Regions from separate parts of the Homo sapiens genome. Here region 1 is linked to region 2. The links are chromatin contacts, found by Hi-C or POLR2A ChIA-PET in ENCODE. All regions are on one chromosome and are shown on one strand. Each heading gives the region's core, a stretch centred on a gene start or an enhancer-like site at or near the end of the contact. The rest is flanking DNA. Distances are from core to core; before and after follow the strand shown. Region 1 overlaps MAML2 (mastermind like transcriptional coactivator 2). Region 2 overlaps MAML2 (mastermind like transcriptional coactivator 2).

What was found. A loop is a pair of places that touch in the nucleus more often than their neighbours do. ChIA-PET counts read pairs that join two places held with the same protein, here RNA polymerase II (POLR2A).
Region 1: a loop to region 2 is called in a map of PC-9, with 16 times the contacts of the local background. The contact joins two enhancer-like sites. A Hi-C loop is called at or near these places in 1 of 168 maps with a recorded cell type or tissue (PC-9). POLR2A ChIA-PET finds 5 or more read pairs at or near these places in 3 of 52 experiments (H1, activated B cell and activated CD4-positive, alpha-beta T cell).

Annotation. Positions count from the first base shown.
Region 1 is chr11:96,201,623-96,206,542 of GRCh38, reverse strand. All of the region lies in intron 1 of MAML2 (mastermind like transcriptional coactivator 2), which reads left to right. Among named protein-coding and RNA genes, the nearest start is that of MIR1260B, 140 kb to the left of the region's middle. Within about 2 kb of position 1,767, at least 3 of the 41 ENCODE cell types and tissues checked have a DNase peak (open chromatin) inside an H3K27ac peak, as active enhancers do.
Region 2 is chr11:95,989,519-95,994,347 of GRCh38, reverse strand. It overlaps MAML2 (mastermind like transcriptional coactivator 2), which reads left to right. Exons shown (of 5, transcript NM_032427.4): 3 at 2,625-2,828. Among named protein-coding and RNA genes, the nearest start is that of MTMR2, 68 kb to the right of the region's middle. Within about 2 kb of position 2,712, at least 3 of the 41 ENCODE cell types and tissues checked have a DNase peak (open chromatin) inside an H3K27ac peak, as active enhancers do.

The DNA.
Region 1 (4,920 bases), core at 518-3,017, 210 kb before region 2:
CACTGCAACCTCCGCCTCCTGGGTTCAAGCGATTCTCCTGCCTCAGGCTCCTGAGTGGCTAGGATTACAGGTACACAACCATGCCTGGCTAATTTTGTTTTATATTTTTAGTAGAGATAGGGTTTTACCATGTTGGTCAGGCTGGTCTCAAACTCCTGACTTCGTGATCTGCCCGCCTCGGCCTCCCAAAGTGCTGGGATTACAGGCATGAGCCACCGCACCCGCCTATCCGGCAATTTCAATATCTCTGCAATTATAAACACTTTTCAGCAGAATTGTTTACTTTCTCTTGTATTACTGATACTCACCCCAAATATTCATGTTGCATAAAGAAACTCATTTTTGATAACATATAAGCTATACTTATTTTCCATGTTCACAAAGCATTTTGAAAAGATCAAGGAATTATTTCTAGATAACACATAAAAACTTCTATTGCTTAACCTTCTCAATAATTAAAAAAAAAAAAGAGTCAATCAAAACTGAAATTAAGAAAGCTTTTAGAACCAGAAAGTTCATATAAGGCATCATTTTTACCAAAGACATCAGTTTTTCCTTAGGCACAAAAGTAAACTTTGTTTCTTCTTAAACGTGTAAAAATTTGCATGGACAACATGAGCAAAACACCTGAAAGTTTGAAAACAAAGTGCAGAAACAAACCTCAATGCTCAACTGTATTAGCTGTAAGCCAGACGGGAATCTTTCCAAAGGAGCAACAAAGAAGGTAGGGATGGATGAAGGAAGACACATCTTTGACCTTTGAGAGGAAAGAAAAGAAAAGGGTTCCGATGGCCAGGCAACCTCCAGCCATCAGTCCCATCAGTTAGAAGAGCAGAAGGCAGCTCATCAGAAGCAGCGACATTTGGGCTACTGCAAGAGCAATTATTTTGCTTGCCAAGTCAATTCAGCCTGTGAGCTACATAGGCTCTAGTTTAAGCAACATGAATCATACAACTGCTCTCATTATCATGTTTGAAGGTGTCCCTTCACAAGCCTGCTGTTTTACCACACAGTACTGGTCTGCCTAAAAAACAGTAAAATTGAATTAAACTTAGCCCGAGCCTCTTGAAGGCAGTGACTATGTCATATTTATATTTGTACCCCAAGTGCAGTGCCTGAAATGTGTTAGACATTAGATGCTAAATGCATGATGCTAAATGCATGTTGGATGATTAAACAAGTATAGAGCATCTGCAATATACCAGGCATCATGTTAAGGCCCGGGGATGGTCCCTGGGAGTTCACTCACAGTCTTGTAGAAATGAGTAAATGAATATATTGGTAAGTTTGCTGCATTCAAGTAGACTGAATAATTGTTACTAACAAAACAAGGAATGGCAACAATTAGGTCACTACAGTAATTGCTCAAAGCACAATTAACAGACTGGAGCATTCAATTATGTGGCAACCATATGGTTATGCATTTCACCATGTTGACATCATACTGTAAAATTCACACATTATATGAAAAGAAATTACGCCAGGAAAGTACAGGCTACCACAAAGTAAAGTGAAAAACACATTACTGAAATTTACTGCTAAGCAACAGATATAGGACTCTGAGCTTTCGATTCTTAAGAAGTTCACTGATGCCAATTTCAAGAGGCCCTCCGATCAATGTAATAAGAATGAAGGATAAAGAGAAATGAAATGTAGTAGAGCAATGATGAGAGGAGAAAGGCAACTAATTTAATTTAGGTGCACCTAAAATTACATCGAAAACATGTTACACCTTCAAGATTCACCTTGGCAGAAAGCCAGGAAACCTGAGTCCTTGTCCTCTCTCTCTGCTACTAAGTGGCTGTATGAACTTAAGCAGATTCCTTCAACATAATGTGACTGCAATGCGCTATTTCTGATATAAATTGTGGTTTAAAAAAACAAAAACAAAAACTCTTGGAGTCTTTGGTGAGACCTCTTAATGCATATGCTTTTATCTATGTAAATATATCAGAATTATAGGCCCATAAATCAGTGACCTCTTTATTATCTTGAATACAATTAACCTGATCTTACTGGTAAAGGCTGTGTGTCAGCAATTCCCTAGTAATGTCCCTTTCCAAAGGATAGCTCTTTCTCAACCCTCTTTGTTTTCACAACACTTTTGCAAATTTCTGTTACAGAACTTGCCTGAATCAATGCACATTACTTAGTCTGTTTGTAAGTCTGTCATCTACGCTAGGCTCTGAATTATTGAGGGCAGACACAATGACCTACTCTTCTTTTAGCGTCCTTCCATAGTACAGGGGTTGGCGCGTAGTAGGTGCTCAATAAATATTGAATGACTATTTAATTAACTTGGGTGGGCAATAGTATATGTGGTGCATGTCACATGTCTTCCATTTGCCCCTCCAAGTGCACCTACACCCTTTTGTCCCTGCTGGTCAGAAGGCCCATGCTTCCTTTCAAGGCAGCCTGCCCCACAGGACTCTCTCTCCTCAGTTCCAGAAACCTCTCCCTCCCTCAGTCCTTCAGGCCTAGGGATGCTGACAGCATCTCTGTAGTTAGCCCTGGGTTCCCGCTGTATCCCTGGAGATTCCCCCACACCCTATTTACACCTGGATAATTAGTCCTTAACCCCTTCATGAATTATCCTAAGTCAAGTGCACCATCTATTTCCTGTGAGAGCACTCACTAATACAGTAGATTAGAAAGGAGAAAGATTTCTGTTTAAAATGTGTTTTTGCACTCATATTATTGAGAATAACCGCACTGAATTTTTTGAAAACATTTAACAAATAGATCCTTGGGTAGGCTAAATATTTTCATGCATGGCTGACCTGCACTGATTCACTCATTCCAAAGTATGTTACAGATTCATTTCCGTTTCTACACCATATATGTATTTTGCATTTGAATTAGTAAGTATGTTCATGTTTGGTCATTTGTGTTTAAGTGTATTTCTCTGTGACTTGCGACTTCTTGCATTAGAATATAAGTGCCTCAAGAGAAAGGATACTATGTTTTTCTTTTACTTTTTTTTGTAAAGGCTTGCTCCTAGCAGCTTGCCGGCTGACTTATATCTAAAAAAACTAAATAAAATTTGTTAATTATGAATACAGCTTAATAAATGTACAGCCAGATCTGACAACAAACATTTTGCACATTTTTAAGGCATAATCTGATAGGACTTGTTGCATTCTTTTCCAGAGCCAGCAATTCTTAAGGAAGTGAAATACCTAGTCAATTGGTGTATTCATGGTGCAATTATTTGAAAAATCATTAAAATATCTGTTCTTTAGAGAATGTTAAACATATTAATTCAGGTAATTGTCCAGATATGCTGTGCCTTTGTCACTGATGTGTAAACACCATGAAGTCAGCAACTTTTTCTGTTTTGCATATGTCTGAATGCCCAGTGCCTAAAACACAGCCTGGCATCTATAAGGTATTCAATAGGTATTTGTTGATTAAATGAATATATGGAGGCTTGGTTATATTATTGTAGCCTGATATGTTACATTTGCAATTGCTGTGCTGTCATTCATAAATGATTTTAAAAGGCAATTTAGATTCCTTTTTTTCAACATATTTATTGCCTTGTTACTGTGTTCAAAACTTTACTAGGTGTTTCCTTTGGGAGCTCACATTCTATAGGTAAAAAATATCATCTGAGGCTAGACGTGATGGCTCATACCTGTAATCTGAGCACTTTGGGAGGCCGAGGCGGATAGATCACCTGAGGTCAGCAATTCGAGACCAGCCTGGCCAACGTGGTGAAACCCTGTCTCTACCAAAAATACAAAATTAGCCAGGCGTGGTGGCATGTGCCTGTAATCCCAGCTACTCGGGAGGCTAAGGACAGGAGAATCGCTTGAACCCGGGAGGTGGAGGTTGCAGTGAGCCAAGATCGTGCCATTGCACTCCAGCCTGGGTGACAAGAGCGAAAATCCGTTTCAAAAAAAAAAAAAAATTTCATCTGGAACACAGCATAGTTACTTAATGGATCCTATCTCTATGGCTTTTCTTTCACATCACATCTTTACCCAAAGCAAGCTTTACTAACCTTCATTCTCCTAATCCCTGATTTTTGCAGGCTTTGAAGAATTATATTGAAGCAATTAGCACTTTCCTAACGCATTCCTGATCCTACCTGGGATTCCATAACTGGTGACCATGCTTTGCCTTTCATGTAGACTTGGTTACTCCAATAAAACTGCTGAAACATAATCAATTTTTTTTTTTTTTTTTTGAGATGGAGTCTTGCTCTGTCACCCAGGCTGGAGTGCAGTGGTGAGATCTCGGCTCGCTGCAATCTCCACCTCCCGGGTTCACACCATTCTCCTGCCTCAGCCTCCTGAGTAGCTGGGACTACAGGCGCCCGCCACCACCCCCGGCTAATTTTTTTTTTTTTTTTTTTTTTTTGTATTTTTAGTAGAGACAGGGTTTCACCGTGTTAGCCAGGATAGTCTTGATCTCCTGACCTCATGATGCGCCTGCCTCGGCCTCCCAAAGTGCTGGGATTACAGGCGCGAGCCACCATGCCCGGCCGAAACATAATCAATTCTTACATGATTTTTTCTACTTCATCCACAATGGTAGAAAATAGACTCTTTTTCCTCCTGTGTGTGATTAACATGAGGCCTTCATGGTACTATACTTCCATTAGAGACTTTTTTTTTTTGAGATGGAGTCTCTCTCTGTCGCTCAGGCTGGAGTGTGGTGGCATGATATTGGCTCACTGCAACCTCCACCTCCCAGGTTCACGCCACTCTCCTGCCTCAGCCTCACAAGTAGCTGGGACTACAGGTGCCCGCCACCACGCTGGGCTAATTTTTTGTATTTTTAGTAGAGACGGGGTTTCACCGTGTTAGCCAGGATGGTCTCGATCTCCTGACCTCGTGATCCGCCTGCCTTGGCCTCCCAAAGTGCTGGGATTACAGGCATGAGCCACCACACCCCGCCCCATTTGAGACTTTT
Region 2 (4,829 bases), core at 1,463-3,962:
TGAAAGAACTGACTGGTCATAGGGGTGTAAATATATTAGAGGATGGTTTCCTTAAGCTGCTCAAAGGATGTACCTCAGAGATGGCTGTAATTATTTTTTACTAACTAGTGAAGAGGATCTCCCCACCCTGTCCTCACTCCCCTGTCCTTCTCTCCAACACACTTCTTTCCACCTTCCTGACCTGAGGGTGCTCAACCCTGGGAAGAGTGCTGCATGAACTGATGGGTTGGCCCAGGTTTAAAGTACAAAAATCTTTCTTCTCAATGCTTCCTGTCTCACGTGACAGGCAGTAAAGTGTACTGATTGAGAACTAGAGTTGTGGGGTCAGACAGACCTGGCTTCAAATCCTCCTCGGCCACTTACAGCTATGTGATCTCTCTGAGCTCAGGTTTCTCATCTGCAAAGTTGGGTTAATAATACAAGTTCTTGCTCATTGTTTTGTTGGGAGGAGTGAATGAGATAAATCACGTAAAGCACGGACCACAGTGACTGGCTGATAATAAGCCTCAGTGGATGGTCGCCCTTAGAATTATTTTGTAACCCTTTGCTTTTGAGGCAGCTGGTGAGCTCTGTAGCCTCAGAGATTACTAAAGCAAGGCCAAGGCTTTCGGCTTGTGGCTTACTTACTTACTTGTTTATTTATTTCAGCTCGGCACATAGTTAAAGAAAGAGAAAGAAATAAAAAAGATAATTTCCACAAACAGTGTACCTACCACCTCTACTCATGTGGTATCATGGGAGTTGCTTTGTGGTTTTTTGTTTGTTTGTTTTTGTTTTGAGACAGAGTCTTGCTCTGTCACCCAGGCTGGAGTGCAGCGGCACAATCTCGGGTCGCTGCAACCTCTGCCTCCTAGGTTCAAGTGATTCTCATGCCTCAGCCTCCTGAGTAAGTAATTGGGATTACAGGCATGTGCCACCACACCCAACTAATTTTCATATTTTAGTAGAGATGGGGTTTAACCATGTTGGCCAGGCTGGTCTCAAACTCCTGACCTCAGGTGAACCACCTGCCTCGGCCTCCCAAAGTGCTAGGTTTACAGGCATGAGCCACCGCACCCAACTCCCTGCTTAATGTTTTTATGTCTTGTAACCTTACATAGTTTAGTTGGTGAATGACAGATGGATTTTTTTTTTTTTTTTCTGGGCACAGTGCTTCATGCCTGTAATACCAGCACTGTGGGAGGCCAAGGATCTAGGATCACTTGAGCCCTTGACTTTGAGACCAGCCTGGGCAACATAGTAAGACCCCGTCTCTAAAAAAAATTTAAAAATTAGCCACCCTGTCTCTAAAAAAAATTTAAAAATTAGCCAGGTGGCGCACGCCTGTGGTCCCAGGCACTTTAGGAGGCTGAAGTGGGAGGACTGCTTGAGCCTGGGAGGTTGAAGCTGCAGTGAGCCATGATTATGCCACTGCACTCCAGCCTGGGTAATAGAGTGAGACTCTGTCTCTTAAAAAAAAAAAAGAGAGAGTTGGATTTCTTTTGTTCCCATGTATTCAGTGTTTCCCAAAGCATATTCCCTGGACCAATGAGTATCAGAATAACCTAAGGAGGTACCCTGATCTATAGCCTCAGAATCCCTGGGACAAGGCCAGGGCATCTGCCTTATAAGCTGATTCCCAGATCATTCTGATCAAAGTATAACAATTTTTGACTTAGTGTTTATATCATGTAAACTAAAATTTGATTTTACATTTTCTTATATTTATACATGTAAGCATTTCTCCCTCACTTGGGTGATAAATTCTCTAAGGTGATAACCATATTTTCTAGTCTTCTTGTAACCCTACTAGTGTACTAGTGTAGAGCTCAATCCTAAATACATCATTGGGAATTAATGAGAATATTCAACTGGGTTTAGCTTACTGTCTTGCAGAGTCCTGATCTGTCAATGCCAAAAAATTGGTAGAGACCTCAAATTAGAAAGGCAGTTCACCAATACCCAATATTATTTGATATACAGTTGAGTTTTTAATCAATATTTTCTCATTGTCAGTGTGTCGGGTATTCTTTTACTGAGATTCTTGCGCCGAGATACCTGAATTGTTGACTGCGGAACAAAATTTACAAGGCCCTGAGAAGTGAAGTCCTTTCCAAGTTTGAGTTTATAAAACAGAAACTTAGAGGCCTTCCTGCCTTTCTGTCACAGAAAGCTGGGTAAGGCAAAATGCCTTCTGTCCAAAATAGTTTCAACTTTTAAACACGTGAATTAAAACATGACTTTCATTGCAGGATCAGCAATGATACATGCTAACTTTGGGAAAAGGAAGGATTTGTTAGGTTATGATGTTTATTCCTGAGAAATTGAGAGGTTTGCCATATGTTTTTATGGTAGTTTTCTTTGAGGTTCCATAAACACCTTCTGGAATGTGGAGGTTCCACAATCAGAGTCCTCATGGGAGCTTTTCCAGTGCCCTAATGTCATTAACCCAGCTGCTTTGGTTGCTGTGTTATGCAATTATTTCTTCTACATTTAAAAAGCGATTCTCTGATCTCCAACCCATTTAACCATGTTTGATCTTTAATAAGATGAAAAATGTTTGGAATCTGAGTGTATGATCTTTGTGCTACATTTTTCTTTTTTTAATTCACAGTAGCTTTTCCTTCCCCCTTTCTCTTCTTTAGGATCAACACTCTGTGGTAGGCCAGAACACAGGCCCCAGTCCAAGTCCTAACCCCTGCTCAAATCCAAACACTGGAAGTGGTTACATGAACTCCCAGCAATCACTGTTGAATCAGCAATTGATGGGAAAGAAGCAGACTCTACAGAGGCAGATCATGGAGCAGAAACAGCAACTTCTTCTCCAGCAGCAGATGCTGGCTGACGCGGTAAAACTTTCTCTTAATTTCTACTGAACAAACCTGTTGACCCAACAGAGGGAGTTTATTCTTTTCCATTTATATTTACTGTGCCTACTTACGTGACAGCAACAAAGGTGTGCTGACTGTAAGAGAGGATAATTCCATACATTTAGTGTACTGCAGGAAGAAAAAAAAACCCAAACTTGATTTAACAACTGCTGGACACTTGGAATGCATGGCACCTCTGCTAACCAGCCCTGCCCAGCCCAGGAATGTCTAGAACAACCAACATGGGCATTTGAATCAGGCAAAAGAAACCAGTGTTGTTCCCCAGGCTTAAGGGGCAGAAACAGTAAACTGAACTTGAATCAACTCAAATCCAAACTGATTTTAGAGATAAGAGTTTCAAAAGCAATTTTAAAAGCCAACATGGAGCCTCAAAACCAAGATTTGGCTTCCAAAATAAAGCAACTCACAATGGGGGATTTTTTAAAAGAAAATGTAAAATACATTTCCCATTTGCACTGTATATATTAGGTTGATGCAAAAGTGATTGCGATTTTTGCCACTACTTTTAATGGCAAAAACCGTAATCACTTTTGCACCAACCTAATATTTGACTGTTTAAGAAAGACAAGATTGTGTTTCCCACACACTCTTCATGCATTAACCCTCCTTCAGTATTTATCTGCTCAGCCCTGGTTTCATTGCCTCCCTTCAAACTATTTGGCCAAATGAAATAAAAAGTAAGCATCTCCAGGTGAATTAGAGCTAAAGTATACAGAAAAGATAACAACAAAATCAAATAATTTTATATTCAAGGAGCTTTGTAGTGAGAGTCAGAAATGCAGGGTATCACAAGTGCTATAATTATTCAGTAAATAATAATTTGCAATGAGGGGAGAGCCATAAACAAGGCAAATCCTCTCTTCACCCTAGAGAAGCCTTGAGCCCACTGAGGATATGTCAGATAAATTGGCCAATTGTAATGCATGTGATTAAATGCCATACTCTGGTAACTACTAGAAATGATTTCAGAAAGAACTTTCTATCTACCGAATATCTGAAAGTGGAGTAAGAGATGAGTAGGAGGGTTATTTCAGCCAGAACAACCAGCATATTCAAAGACCTAGGGACAATAAAGGATACTACATATTATGCCTGCCAAGGTATTGAGTGTGCACGAGAAGGGGGAATTGATGGGTAAAGATGGGATAAGAAGCAGGAGGATAGGGCTTGAGAGGCCAGAATTTACATTAAAAAGCAACAGAAGAGATTTTAAGGATTTAACACAAGGGGAAGTACTAGATTCAGATTTGCATTATAGTAAAAGTATAAAATATACTAAAAAGTATAAAAAGTAAGAGAAAAAAGTATACTTTTTACAGTAAAAAGTATAAAAAGTAAGAGAAAATGTAATGGAAAGAAAGATTAAATCCAGCCTGCAAAGATTGAGGATAGTCTCCCAAAGAAGTAAAATTTGACATTGATTTTGAAGGACTGTAGGATTCTGATAGAGTAGGTGGGGTCCACTATTGTAGGTGGAGGGTGGAGCACCAAAAGGTGCAGCCTGGGTGTGAATTTGTTGGTGAGTTTGAGATTGCATTATGAAATATTTAATGCCTGATAAAAAGTAAACATAGTATAACAACCACACTTTTAAAGGAATTACAAGTGGAATAAGTTTCGTATTCAGGGCATGTGAAAAGAAATAGTGAGAAGTAAATTTATTTGACCTGGAATAAGGAATATTGAGAAATAAGATTACAGATGACGTTGAATACTGCCATAAGGTTTAAGGGAGTCACAGACTGGATCACAAAGTGACACAACTGGTTTCTTCTAGAAATCATAGTTTTGAAAACTCCAGTCCTCCCCCCTGTTCCCTTCCCCTCCCATTTTTATCCTTATAAGCTAAAGAACTTAGAAACAAGGACAGCAGAGAGAAAAATGTGTAATCTAAGGTTGACTTACTGGGTACACTTTCATCACTACCATCAATACTACTAATTTCATGAATTATAACAC